Linked DNA regions of Homo sapiens: regions 2 and 3 are each linked to region 1. The links are chromatin contacts, found by Hi-C or POLR2A ChIA-PET in ENCODE. All regions are on one chromosome and are shown on one strand. Each heading gives the region's core, a stretch centred on a gene start or an enhancer-like site at or near the end of the contact. The rest is flanking DNA. Distances are from core to core; before and after follow the strand shown.

Region 1 (4,567 bases), core at 522-3,021:
GTCAGAACACCAAATTAATCTACATTTGTTACCTGTCTCCCATGAGACACTGGGTGCTTATGTTTATTTGATAAAACTTTATCCCTGGACACAATATCCTTTAACATCCTAGAATGTAAGGGTAGAAAAGGAACTATCAGTCCTTAATGTTAATGAAGAAAGTGCGGCAGAGAAAGGCCGTGGTTTCTGCAAGGTGGCACAGAAAAGTACAGTGAAGACATAATTAAAACTCAAATTTCTTTATCTTCTAAACCCCAGCTCAGAGAACCTTCTACTATACCACTTTGCCTCACTAGTGAACTAAGAACCATTTCCCCCAACACTAGTAACTCACTCTAACCATGCCAAGTCACTGCAACACCTTGCTTGCATCTGCAAATTTTTATCTATGTCTATATCAGAACCTCAGAAAACATGTTCATAGCTGAGACATTTTGCTCAAGACGAAATACAGTTTTATAGTCTATTAATTGTTGGTCCAAGAAAACAGATTACCTCCAGTTGTATGTGGGTACCTTAATGAGTAGGACAAGTGTCAGGGTGTGTGACAGAATTGCCTGAGTATGGAAGGTAGCAGTGAGAGTCTCCACAAAAATATTAATACTTTCCTATAGAGAAAGCCCCTTTTAAAGTGGGAGCCTTTATTAAAGTCCAGAGTTAAAAAGTAAGCTCTTTAACGTTGAGATTATAGACTTTTAGAAAGTTCATTTATGCCATGTTTCAGGCCTATGCTAAATTCTACGGCAAAAAGACCTGTAAATGCACCGGAGCTGACAGCCTGGGTCCTGGAACCCTTCCTCACGCTGCTACTACGGGGCACCCTTTCTATAATACAACCCCCCGAATGAAAACACTAATGCAAGCCTGGCCCCACAAAAACCTAGATAATGCTTACGTTGAAGACGACAGGTTTTTCGCTTTTGTTTTCGGTTGAGGACTTACTACCCCAAAAACACATCCGACCTGTACTAGAATAGGTGTGTGAGGGAGCGGGAAAAGCTCGGGTCATTTTAACTGGACTAGAAAGGAACACAGCGATCCCCTCACTAAACTTGTCGCCAAGTTCCCTCCTCGCCATCCCAGGGTGCGGGAAAAACCCCCTCCCGCCCCGGGGCCCCGGCAGCACTCGGGGACGCCAGCACGCCGGGCTCCTTCCCACCCGCGAACCGCGCTCCCCGCAGGGCGGGCCGGGGCGGGGAAAAAGGAGCTCGACGCGAAGGGCCGCGGGCGGCCTGGGAAGGGAGGAGGGAGACTTGGGAGGCTGCCGGGCGGTTTTATTGTTTCCTTTCGCCCTCCTCCTACCGCGCCTCCGCCCCAGCGTCACTGGAAAGCCGCCCGAGCCGCCCGGCGGCAGGTTATTTATAGCGCGGGCTGCGCGCGCGTCACGGAGCCCGGCCCGGCTGACGGGGCCGCTGACGCGCTTGGCCGCGGGGCCGAGTCCGCGGGGCTGCGCGCCGGACGCCGGCGACAATGGGCTTCTGTGTGCAGCTGCCGCAGCCGCCGGGGGCCGGGGGCCGGGGGCCGGGGGAGGGGGGCGGGCGACTCCCCGGCTCCCTTCTTGGTCGGCCGCGACCCCCCGAAAGGTAACAGGCCTCTTTCGCCCCCGGCCAGGACCTGGGCCCTGTGGGCTTTTTTTTTTTCCATTTTATCAGTAAGTTCCCCTTGTCCCAGCCTCCGCTTTCACTTCCCGCGTTCCCTCCACCCCAAAAACCGCCCCAACATGTCCAGAGAGGGGCATCTACCCAGCCGCCCAGCCAGGGGCGACCACTTTGTGAGCCCCGGGGAGCGGGACCCGTACCAGGCGCGCCCAGCGGGGGATGCGGTGACCGAGGGGCCGGGAGCGCCGGGCAGGTAACGTATCCTGGACCTAGAGTCGGGGGACTTTGTTTGGGGCGGGAGGAGCGGAACAGGGGTGGGTGTGAACGCCGGACGGCCCTTCCGGGACTCCTGTCCCCCCTCCTTCGCCCCACTCGCCTGCGCGCTGGAAGCCAATCTGGGTGTGTAGCGCGAAGAGCGAAAGAGAAACTTCTGCGTGACTGACTAGATGAGGCTCCTCCCGAGAAGCCGAGATAATAGAGGCCCCCTCTCCCGCCGCCCGCCTTTTTCTCCTCCCCCGGCCGCTCGCTCCTGTCGCCCCACCCCTCGAAGGCTGCGGACCAGCCCCCCACACTTCCCCCTACACCTCTGGCGGGTTCGCGCCGTGGACGCCCCCGCCCTGCGGGAGGAGGGGCTGGCGCGGATTTTAGGGACTTCCTGGGATGCGGAGATCGGCTCTGAACCATCCCCTTTCTGCTGCCCGGAGCTGGGGAAGCTCGCTGTGGAGCGTCTCGCACGTGGCAGGCAGGCAGAGAACTTGCTGCACCTTCTAGGAAATTGCAATCGATTTGTAATGCACTTTCGCTAATTGGGAGTTCAAAATTAAACTTTAATAAAGCATTCGTGTCGTCTCGTCTAATTGTGAAAGCTTCCATCCGTCCTGGTAGATAGACTCTAAGTCTCAAGTTAATGGCGCTAAGCTAGATTTTCCCCCCAAGTACAATTCCGTCAGCCGTCGTCGGCGCAGCTGGATTTCCGTAAGGTACAGATGTTGCTAATGACAGCTTAAGCACGGATGGGCAGATAGCATACGGAATGCAACATGTTGCCATATGGTTCCTTTAGCCTTTCACCTCCAGGGATATCAATCACATATATTCTGGGAGGAACTTAATGACTCTCTGAACAGCAAAATGAATTACCTGGTACAATTTATATCCCTTGACCTGATACGTTATAACAACAGGAAGATAGCATCTCGCAATTTCTGTGGTATAAATTGAACTACAGAGCTACATTTAAAATTCTACATCTATTTGTAGTTTAAGGGGCCCTGTCATATTCTGGCTGTAAAATCTGTTTCTGTATTGCCCATCTCCTTCCCCCTCCTACCTCTGGAGGAAGCAAAATTTATAAAGTTTAGCAAAACTGGTGTCGGAAATTGCCAGTCAACTGATTAATAGATGAAGTATGGAGAAATGGAAAATATGACTTCCAGAGCTACTTACTTCAACAAGAATTAGCCATCTTTAGGAACACCATACTTTTAAGCGTACAAAATTAAAGAACTCCAGAAAATGTATTTTCTGCTAGTTGTTTCAGTATAGCTCCTAAATCTATTCATTAACTATTTGAAATTCTCCATTTATTTTCAAACTTCAACCATTCCTACACTTTGGAAATTACAGAAGACAGTTCTCAGAAATATGAAATACAGGAAATGTAAGTAGCACCTCCTCAGCGAACCAGTTTCTGTACCCACAACCCCATGCACTCACTATTTATGTAGCTTAATTTGAATCATGTACATGGTGGTACTGGTAGTTTGCTTTTTCCTCCCAACATGTCAGTGACAGCATACTTAAGTTGCTGCTTCTCTCCTAGTGGAGTGATTCTGCAATATTTCACAGGTCTCATTTTTAAATATCCTGGTGACTAATAAAATGTTTTAATTGATTGCCTTTAATTTCAGATTATAAACGTGGTTGTCTTACTGTATCCTTTATTTTCTATTCACTAATACAGATAGATCACACGGGAAGACAATACTTTAAGGGCAAAAAGTAAAATAACTTACTAGAATTTCTAAACTTTATGTTTACTTTTACCTACTAAGGGATATCTGAAAGGTAGAGACATACTTTTAAAACTTTTTGCTTCTGGCACTATGTAAACATTAATTCATGTAAACTAATGACTAGCAGAATGCCTAAGATAGACATGAACAGTCTGAAAAAGTATTTACTTTCAGTCATGTCAAGTTTCGGAAAGTGTTAACATTTTGAAAGTTTGTCTATATATCATGTCCTTTCATAATTATTGTGAAATTATAAGACGATGCTTCTCCTTTTTTTTTTCCTTTGTAGTGGCTGATTTGTTACCTAGTGCTTTAGTTCGATAATTTTGATAATTATTATCAAATAAGATCCTTTGTGTGTGTATATAGGAGAAAATCTTATACAGAACACATTAAGATATACATAAGTTATGGCAATCTTGTCTTCTGGGGCTGTTTTTTAAATCTTTTAATGGCTGAGGTTTTATTTCTCTTTGTAGCACCAGCACTCGATGTGTCTTAAATGTGATCAGTAGTGATGGTGAGCTTGTCAATAATGACTCCATCTCCATGACTTGTGAATAGGCGGTGAGTGTGTCCTTTAATCAGTCACACAGAACTTGCTTTATAAAGCTGTTATTGTCATGAACAGATATTGCAGTCTTGTCAGGCCCAGTGATTATTAAAGTGTTCCTTCTTCAAAAGCCAGGCCGAAAGTCCTGCTGTGCTTCATTTCACAATTGAAGTCCATTAGTAAATAAAATCCCAAGCCGCACGATTTGCTGTTCCTCAAGTTATAGGCTTACATATATTTCATTAATAATCTTGGGCCCTTTTGTAGACATAAGTAGGTATATTTTTGGTATATATATATGGCAACAAAAATAAAATATGTATCTTGCAGCATGACTTTTATTTTAAATGAAGATTTGATGGATGTCCATTGTTACTCTAAATGAGGTGGCTGGCTGCCAA
Region 2 (4,567 bases), core at 1,164-3,663, 1.8 Mb before region 1:
GGATTATCGTTACTATCTGAGTGTGTGTGGGCTTGAATGCGCTAAACGTTTCTAGAGGAGCAAGGCTTTTTGATGCTTAAAAAAAAATACTGTGAGCTTTTGGTGCACACTAATCAGGGTATTACTCCACAAGCCATACCCTCCTAGGACTTCCATAGCTGATGTTATGTTGGAGCAGTCTCAGAATAGAGTCTTCCTGTGGTCCATGAGTGACAGTTGTCTTATTTGCAGAAAGGTTTGTCTCTGTTCACAATTATGCCAATTTCTGCATCAACACTTTTATGCATAGAATTGGGGCGGTGCAAACAAGACATTCTGCTGGAATTGAAGAATGCACATAAGACAGAAATGTTGATTGTGCCTGGCTAAACTGATACAATTATTTTCAAAGCCTAGAATCCAGGCACAGGATAGATTTGTTGATGTGTTAGTCTTCAGGGAAACCAGAGACATGATATCAGAAAGATGTATATTCAAAAGGAGGCCTTAAGGAATATTCTTGTCTCTTGAAATAATGGGGAATCTGGCAGAGAGGAGTTGTGACATCTGGGAAAGGATAATAAAGATTAAAATTTGAGTCACTTGGAGAGAAAATGTGAGTTGCCTTTCATATATTGACAGGGTTGACAATATCTCTAAGAAATTATAATCTTTTGGACATAAGCTTATTGCTTTTAGAGAAAATAAAATAGCCTTTTTTTTTTTTCTATTTAGACCATGGGATTGCCAAGCAGCTTAGGTCAGAGAAAATAAACCTATCCTTAATGGGCAATATTGATACCACTTTGTCAGCTTAACTTGGACTAAGTGGAATTTTCCCTTGGGTTTACTGTTTGGGGTCATGGTTAGGCCCCATGAGAGAGCCAGGTCTGTTTATTTCCTGACCTCTGTTACTGTGAAGTTCTCATGAAGGGAGAGAGCTCTTTTCCTAAGGAGCCTCTCCTGCTGCTGCTTTTCTTTCTGTGTAGAATGTGAACAAAGAGACACAACCACCTCTTGGTGTCCTTTGTTAGCTGTGTCTAGATGGCCAACGCTTGGCCATTGTAAACTTTATTAAAATAAAATTTCATAAAAGTTAGCTATCTGTTTTTCCTACACCATGATTTGCTTAGTAAACCCTGCCCTACTTCTCATTCAGCCTGTCTACCCTTCCCCAGCTGCTTTCCAAGTTTTAGATTTAATTATAATCCAGACATCCGACTAAAGTTTACAAATCGTGAGTTGTTGGAAGCCTGTTTTATTCTCTGGCCCACGACCCTCCTCTAGCAATTTCTCTGTTTCCTTTGAGAGAGATATCCAAAGAGAGACCCATATGGACATCTCTAGCTTAATGTAGGAAGGGAAAAGACAGGGTTTCTTGAGGTTTATTTCTGTCCATACTTGAATAAAGCTGGCGAGAAGATATATACATGTTTCCTTTAAAAGAGGGGGCTATCAGTGATCTACATATTATTTGTAAGTTCATCTGAATCTCTGTCCAGTTTATTGCTTTATCTTTTCCAGTAAAGTTGGTTCCCTGTTAATTTAATTAATTTTACTATCTTTGACTTTATTGTCTGAGTGTTGATGAAAGCAACACATCTCTCTCTCTTTGCCTTTCTTGAACATAACCTTTGGCATCTCACCTGAAAAAACTACAGGGTAGGTAACAGAGTTCCCCAAGTAGGCACTGGAGATGGGCTCTCCTCCTGAAATCCAAACACCAGGGTTCACTTGGCAGAACTCTAGGGTGAACTGCTTTGTAGAGTTGTCTGTCTCCAAAGAAAAAAAAGGAACAGTGATTCCGGAGCTCAATTCCAAAAGCTGAATTCTGAGACAAAACGGAAACTGCTAAGGTAGGTGTGACTTGGCAGAGTCACCAAAGAAGCTAGTTGAAACTCTATAGCCAGAGGAAATCAGCATTTGAGAAAGCCAAAGGAAAAAAGCACTAGAAAAAGTCACACCCAATACATAAATATATTTTATCATTTGTTTTTTTAAAGCATGTTTAAAATGCCTAGCCAAAACTTTAGCTAATGAAAATATTTTACTTGGGGGGATTAGAAGGGTTACTTAAAAAGTAGAAGAAAAAACCCCGAAGGCGTTTGTGAAAATAACTGTTCTGCTCCACTGACTTTCTTTTTTAACCTCAAATGTTAAAGAGGCTGTTTGTGAAGCCTCTTCGCTGATCATTTCCTAGGCTGAAAGAAAATCAAGGTTTACTTCTTTGCTGTGGGCGGCTGAATCACTACAAAAACCTTTGGTCCTTTTGATGTTTGCTTTCTACAGAAGTTCTGAGAGATCTGGGAAGGAAGAAAGAGAATGTAATGGGGATTTTTCAAACAGCATTAGAGAAGCCATGTTTTATTAATCTTATTTACTTAAATCATTTGTTTGAGGGAGAAGACTGTGGTTTCTTTTGTGGTCTCAGTGCCCTCTCGGTTCAGCAGTGCTGCTAAAGAAGGGAACCCAGTTCCATCATCATAATCATACAGATGTCTATCTCCAGAAAAACGAGGACCAATTAAAATCAGTTCTCACAATAAGTAGCCGAAGTTAAAAATAGATAGAACTAGACCGAAATATTATGACTTGATAACACGGTGGTATATTTTATTAGCATGTCTTTTTAAAGCTCAATACTAAAGCAATGCCTCTTTTAGTATTTGTGATTCTGAAAACACATTTATGAAAACCTTGGGCATCAGGAATTATGTGTCTTATGAGAATTTTTCAGCTGAAAAAAACCTCTCCAATAAAACTAATCACCCATGCTTATCATTTTCTTACTTTTAAAAGCATTATTTTGCTTTACAAACAAAATTAGCATAAGAATTTAAAGAAAGGTTCCAATGTTATGAGGTAAACCCTCAACAAAAGTTCCCTTCTTACACAACTGTTAAAATGATTATATGGCCTCATGAAGATTTTTTAAATGCAATACATATTAATTGTGGAGTTAAACTATATCTACCATAAACCATTTGTGAGTTCAAGAGTCACTGTGCAAATTACCCAATTAGTATCAAATGGCAGATGTCTTTTGTTAGTGAGTTCATATGATGGCAAGTGACAGGTGCCTCTAAGTATTCAAAATCCAGATGTAAGCTCTGCCTTTGTCTACTTGATAGGTGTTTCTAATTGCTCTGGGTTTTTGGTTTGTTTTGCAGAAATATGATTGTTATACATTTACATATATGGCACTTTGTATAAATGTGCTGAATAAATGAATGTATTAGAGGCAATTGGGCAAATAAATGCTGATCTGCCTGGGTGGCCTTTTAAATTTCAGTTCATGATAAATAATTTCTGAAAGCCAACATTATTTCTGCCTGTGCTGTCCCTCCAAAATCATGATCCTAGCAAGTCTGTATCATGGTCGTGGATGTCATGCCTCAGTTTGGCTTTTAGCATTCATGGCTCCTTATTCTCAAAAGGAACTGACACTAGATTTGTTCTCCAGTAATTCAATTTCTCTTCCAGCTTCTCAAATGATTAAATATCTTACAAAGACATACTCACTGACTAATTAGACAGGCTTAAAGGAATAATGTATATTTAATTTATTCTTACATTTTTATTTTGCCAACTCCTGTGTCCTGTTATTTACCTACAGCTTAGGATATTCAATAGAATGCTTTCCATCACTTTTTAATTTCACTCATCATTTATTCTATGTTTCTTTCATTTATTGGTGCATATCTTCTGTGTTTTAGGCACTCTGCTAGTTCTTGGGGATACACAGGAGATTAAGTCATAGCCACTAGACTCAGGAAGTATACAGTCTAGTAGACAAGACATGAAAACAGAAACTATAATACAAAGCAGGAAGTGTCTATGTGTCTATGCCATTCAGTTTGTTTACTTGACCATTCTTGCTTGCTTATGGAAAGGTAAATATTATTTCCCAAACTGGGTCTATTGAGAAAGGTTTCTGTTATCAGATAACTGAGCAATAAGCACACTAAGTCCTCCTTTTAGAGATTCATAATGCACTCCACCATATTATCATAAATATTCTGAAAGCTCCTGCCATAAATAAATTTATTTTACTTTGTTTATCTTAGTATTTCCCAAACTTACTTGAACACATTTTTATAGTATACGTGTTAACTTCCTGTGGGAAATTAACATTCCATGGACCATCAGTTTGGGAAAAGAACTGATTACCCTTTGGAACAGCTAGATACATGTCCTCTTGTTATAGAGGACAAAAAGACACAGATTTCCTTACACATAGAAGATGTGTCTGCTAGTCAGGAATCTTCAGAAGCAACTGACAAAACCTAACTCAAACTAGCTTAGGCAGAAAAGGGAATGAATTGATTTACAAGAATGGGAATCCAGGGCATGAGTCTTGCCTCAGTGACTCAAATGGTATCTTCAGATTCCTCTCACTCTCTTTCTGACTCTTTACTCAGTACCTGTGTACTGAGTACACATTCCTACCAACAATGTATAAGTGTTCCCTTTCTCTTCAACCTTGTCAACATCTGTTATTTTTGTTTTTTACTTTTTAATTATAGCCATTCTGACCTGTGTGAGATGGTATCTCATTGTGGTTTTGTTTTGCATCTCTCTGGTGATT
Region 3 (4,567 bases), core at 1,273-3,772, 1.0 Mb before region 1:
ACCCTTTGTGCTGTGGCTAAATGGAGCTGAATATTTCCTAGATGCCATAGCTGGTAAAACGGGATGTTTACAGTTACATTAAGACATACAGAAGTAAACTTCGTACAGTTTTCTACAACTTAAGTCTACTTTCATGATGTCCTTATGGAAATTTGATGGCATCATTTATAAGGCTATAAAACTAAGTTTACCAAAATACCAAGGGCCATGAAATTCAAGGTAGACATTTTCTATAGGAAGCCTTGTACAATCATATTTGTACTTCAAGGACTTAGTCTGAGATCCCATGCTATTCTTCCACAAAATACAAAGAATCCTGGGCATTATCCCTGTGATACAAACACAGATTGCAGACTTTTTCTCTTATTTGTTACTGTTCACCTCCACAAATACAAAGCCTTGACAAACATAATGTGATTATTTCAAATTCTCTTCACAAAGAGTTTAGACCTTTGCATTGCCTGGCAGCCTGGTAAACTGCTCCTAGATTAGCCAACAAAGAAGATAAAAAGAAAGAAAGAAAGTGAAAAAAAAAAGAGAGGAAAGGCCTGAAGTGTAGTGGCTCAGAGCTTTAATTCTCTGCCGTTTTGCTTTCAGTGTTCATAAAGATTGGCTCACTCGACTCATCTTTCACTAAGAGAATTAACTTATTGAACCAAAAGATTAGGTTCGGATTTTTCTTCCACTGAGGAGCTCATTAGAGCTTCTAAGTATGCCTCTCTTGAGAAGACTCAGTTTAAATTTTTCTATTAACAGAGACACTTCATCAGTCTTGGCCACCTTTTGAACTCATTCAGTTCAAAACTTCCGCAGTTCAAAAGTACACAGAAGCTGATAATTAGAAATGCACACTTTTTGCACTTTTCAGGCATATTTCAGGCCTTTATCTTCTATTTTTTTCATCATCTTTGCCTTCACATTTTCTTTTTTACTTTTATTTTGTTTTCTCTGCATTTTTTACATCTCTGCTGACCAAATTTTATTAAGATTAGATAATATGTTGGTGGGGCTTAGTGAAAGAAACACTGTGCAAAATCTATGGTCTTGTGTAAAATGTAAAGACAGAACTAGTCTGTTATAAGAAGGAGATGGAAAATTTTACATACCCTAGGATCCCTGGTCTTCCTACAATGATAACAAAAGCTAGAGACAATATTTACTTTTGTTCCTACAGGGGTCACAATGCAGTGCTTCATAATTCTCTCATATCTGGTCAATGCTTCCTCATTCTCCAACCTTCTGCTGTGTAGATACTCCTTATTTTTAATGTTACCTTTGAACTCCTACCATGAAATGCAGTGAGCACCATAAGATAGACTGAGAAATAAAGTATGGAAATTGTTGCCTTGATTCCTTTTTTTATTTTGTAAATCACATCAATCAGAGGAGCACATTGGTTTTACCCCTATAGTATATACTAAATCTGACCACCATTTTTGCTACTCATCTGCCTGCAATGGTAATCTAAGTCATCAGCTGTTTTTGCCTATACTACTGAATATTTCAAATACCTAAATGATTTGCCTTCTTTCATTCCTATTTCCACCCCCATCTAACCAGAGTAAGCTTTTAAAATATAAATTAAATCATATCACTTCTTTGCTTAAAACTCCCCAATTGCTTCTCTTTGAACTTGGGTTAAATCCATTCACTTCCACAATTATTCTTGAGGGATCTGTCTCTTGCCTACCACAGACCATATTTCTTGTATTCTTGAGGGACCTGTCTCTTGCCTACCACACTGGCCATATTTCCAACCACACTCTGACTTCTGTGCTTCAGCCACACTGGTCTCTTTTCTCTAAACGTGACATGCTTACCATTGTGGTTCCCTGTTCTATAATTGTTCTTCCTGCCAGGGTTCGATTGGCAGGCTTCCTCTCATTCAGTTCTTCACTTCTTAGAGAGCTTGTCTTAGTTACCTAATCTAAATAAGCTCTTCCTTGTCCCCATTTTCCTTATTCAGTTATCATTAATTTTCTTTACAACTCTCATCTCCATCTGAAATTATGTATTAATTTATGTCCTTGTTTACTGTTTGCCATCTTAAAACAGAATTGTAGGTTTATTCAAGCATTGTACTCATTTATCTTGTTGACTGCAGTATCCTGTGTCCTGAAAACAGTGCCTGGTACTTTGTGGATACACAATAAATATTTGTTGAATGAATGAATATCCAAAGAGAGTCATGCATTGAGAAAAAAAAGAAGATATGTGGCATCTCCTACTTAGATCATGAGATCTTTATGAGTTAGCCACAGCAGGAAGATTTGTTTCAACCCAGTCTATGTTATGAACATAAAGATATTTAAATAACTCATCCTCATGTCATTTCAGTAACCAAGAATTTACTGCAGCTTTTCAGCTGCTCAGTGAAATGATTCCCAGAGGCTAAATGTGTAACACATTAAAATAAACATTTTTTTAAAACACCTTGGATGTGTGTATGACAAAAACCACACAGGGCATCTATTTTTAGAGTAATATGTCACGTGATGCTTAATTATTATCTCTGCTTATGCCAGAGAACAAGAAGTGTGTCATGACAGTCTCCTGGGTGTTTCCCCTAGGATTTCTTGTCTAAGCTGTAACTCAATTTGGCTTGCACCGCTTAATATGAAATATAAAATAATTGGTGGTTCTATACTTATGAGTCATTCAGGAAAATCAAATGGTAGAAAAAGTTGGGGAGAGAAAGAGGAGAACTGAGGAAGAAGAGCTAAATGGTAATAAGTCAGTCACCTAGGGGGATGCTGAAATTTTTTTGCCTACTTGAAAATTTTTAATGTTTCATTTTCTTCTGTGCACCAAACAGGTACTCTATAGTTGTTTGAAAAAGTCTATTTTGCTAACTGAGGAAGACAAAATCAATGATTTAAACTGCTTCTGGATTATTGGTTAAGAGTATTATAAAGATTTTTCAAGTTAAAAAGAATTAGCATACTGGTAAAATTTAATTTCCACACCTTGAAAGTCAAGTGATAATTTCTCAGTTTTTCAAATGGGGAAACCGAGTCTCAGACAAAGAGATTTGCTTAAATTCAGCATGTAAGAGCTACGGTGGAATATGTAAAACACTTAGTTATGTCTGTATATGTTTATATCTTATTGTCATTTCTCTTTGATCTCACTTATTAATAAAGGGTCTGGATTAGGGGTGTCTGTTGGAAGAAGTAATAGTATTTCAATTAGGCTGTATTAGTTTGTTCTCACAATGCTATAAAGAACTGCCCAAAACTAGGTAATTTATAGAGGAAAGAAGTTTAATTGACTCACAGTTCTGCATGACTGAGAGTGGGGGGTTCAGGAAACTTACAATCATGGTAGAAGGGGAAGCAAATATGTCCTTCTTCACATGATGGTTGGAAGGAGAAGAATGAGAACCAAGCGAAGGGGGAAGCCCCCTTATAAAAACATCAGATATCATGAGAACTTGCTCACTATTATGAGAATAGCATAGAGGAACCGCCCCCATGATTCAATTACTTCCCCCTGGGCCCCTCCCATAACACATGGGGATTATGGGAACTACAATTCAAGATAAGATTTGGGTGGGGGTGCAGCCAAACCATATCATTCTACCATTGGCCCCTCCCAAATCTCATGTCCTCACATTTCAAAGCACAATCATGCCCTTCTAAATGTGCCCCAAAGTCTTAGTTCATTCCAGTATTAACCCAAAAGTCCATGTTCAAAGTCTCATCTGAGACAAGGCAAGTCCCTTTTGCCTATGAGCCTGTAAAATCAAAATCAAGTTAGTTACTTCCAAGACACAATGGGGGTACAGGCATTGGGTAAATGTTTCCATTCCAAATGGGAGAAATTAGCCAAAACAAAGGGGTTACAGGTTCCATGCAAGTTCAAAATCCAATAAGGCAGTCATTAAATCTTAAACTTCCACAATGATCTCTTTTGACTCCATGTCTTTGACTCCAGGTCATGCTGATGCAAGAAGTGGACTCCCATGACCTTGGGCAGCTCCACCCCTGTGGCTTTGCAGGGTACAGCCCCCTCCTGGCTGCTTTCATGGGTGGCGTTGAGAGTCTGTGGCTTTTCCAGGCACAGAGGGCAAGCTGTTGGTGGATCTACCATTCTAATGTCTGGAGGATGGTGGTCTTCTTCTAACAGCTCTACCAGGCAGTGACCAAGTGGGGACTCTGTGTGTGGTGGTGTCCAATCCCACATTTCCCTTCTGCACTGCCCTAGAAGAGGTTTTCCATGAGGGCTCTGCCCCTGCAGCAGACTTCTGTCTGGACATCCAGACATTTCCATACATCCTCTGAAATCTAGGTGGAGGTTCCCAAACCTCAATTCTTGACTTCTGTTCATGCACAGGCTCAACACCAGGTGGAAGCTGCCAGGGCTTGGGGCTTGAACCTTCCAAAGCCACAGCCTGATCTATACCTTTGCCCCTTTTACCCACAGCTGGGGTGGCTGGGATGCAGGGCACCAAGTCCTGAGACTGCACTAAGCAGCAAGGCCCTGGGCCTGGCCCAGGAATCCATTTTTTCCTCCTAGGCCTCTGGGCCTGTAATGGGATGGGCTGCTATGAAGGTCTCTGATATGC

What was found. A loop is a pair of places that touch in the nucleus more often than their neighbours do. ChIA-PET counts read pairs that join two places held with the same protein, here RNA polymerase II (POLR2A). Pooled maps may share reads with other maps.
Region 2: a pooled map shows a loop between it and region 1 (21-fold over the local background). The contact joins the enhancer-like site here to the promoter of FLJ46875 in region 1. A Hi-C loop is called at or near these places in 2 of 37 single-sample maps with no recorded cell type and 6 of 50 pooled maps. POLR2A ChIA-PET finds 5 or more read pairs at or near these places in 1 of 52 experiments (activated T-cell).
Region 3: a loop to region 1 is called in a pooled map, with 11 times the contacts of the local background. The contact joins the enhancer-like site here to the promoter of FLJ46875 in region 1. A Hi-C loop is called at or near these places in 2 of 37 single-sample maps with no recorded cell type and 3 of 50 pooled maps.

The regions. Positions count from the first base shown.
Region 1 is chr2:156,339,324-156,343,890 of GRCh38, reverse strand. FLJ46875 (a long non-coding RNA gene) reads left to right here and starts at 1,771. Exons shown (of 1, transcript NR_147695.1): 1 at 1,771-4,567. RefSeq lists enhancers at 490-549, 1,757-2,310, 2,311-2,866 and silencers at 960-1,569, 2,110-2,209.
Region 2 is chr2:158,189,002-158,193,568 of GRCh38, reverse strand. The region is part of intron 11 of CCDC148 (coiled-coil domain containing 148); the gene reads left to right. All of the region lies in intron 3 of CCDC148-AS1 (CCDC148 antisense RNA 1), which reads right to left. Among named protein-coding and RNA genes, the nearest start is that of CCDC148-AS1, 25 kb to the right of the region's middle. RefSeq lists an enhancer at 2,034-2,193. Within about 2 kb of position 2,413, at least 2 of the 41 ENCODE cell types and tissues checked have a DNase peak (open chromatin) inside an H3K27ac peak, as active enhancers do.
Region 3 is chr2:157,361,671-157,366,237 of GRCh38, reverse strand. No RefSeq gene overlaps it. Among named protein-coding and RNA genes, the nearest start is that of ERMN, 38 kb to the right of the region's middle. Within about 2 kb of position 2,522, at least 2 of the 41 ENCODE cell types and tissues checked have a DNase peak (open chromatin) inside an H3K27ac peak, as active enhancers do.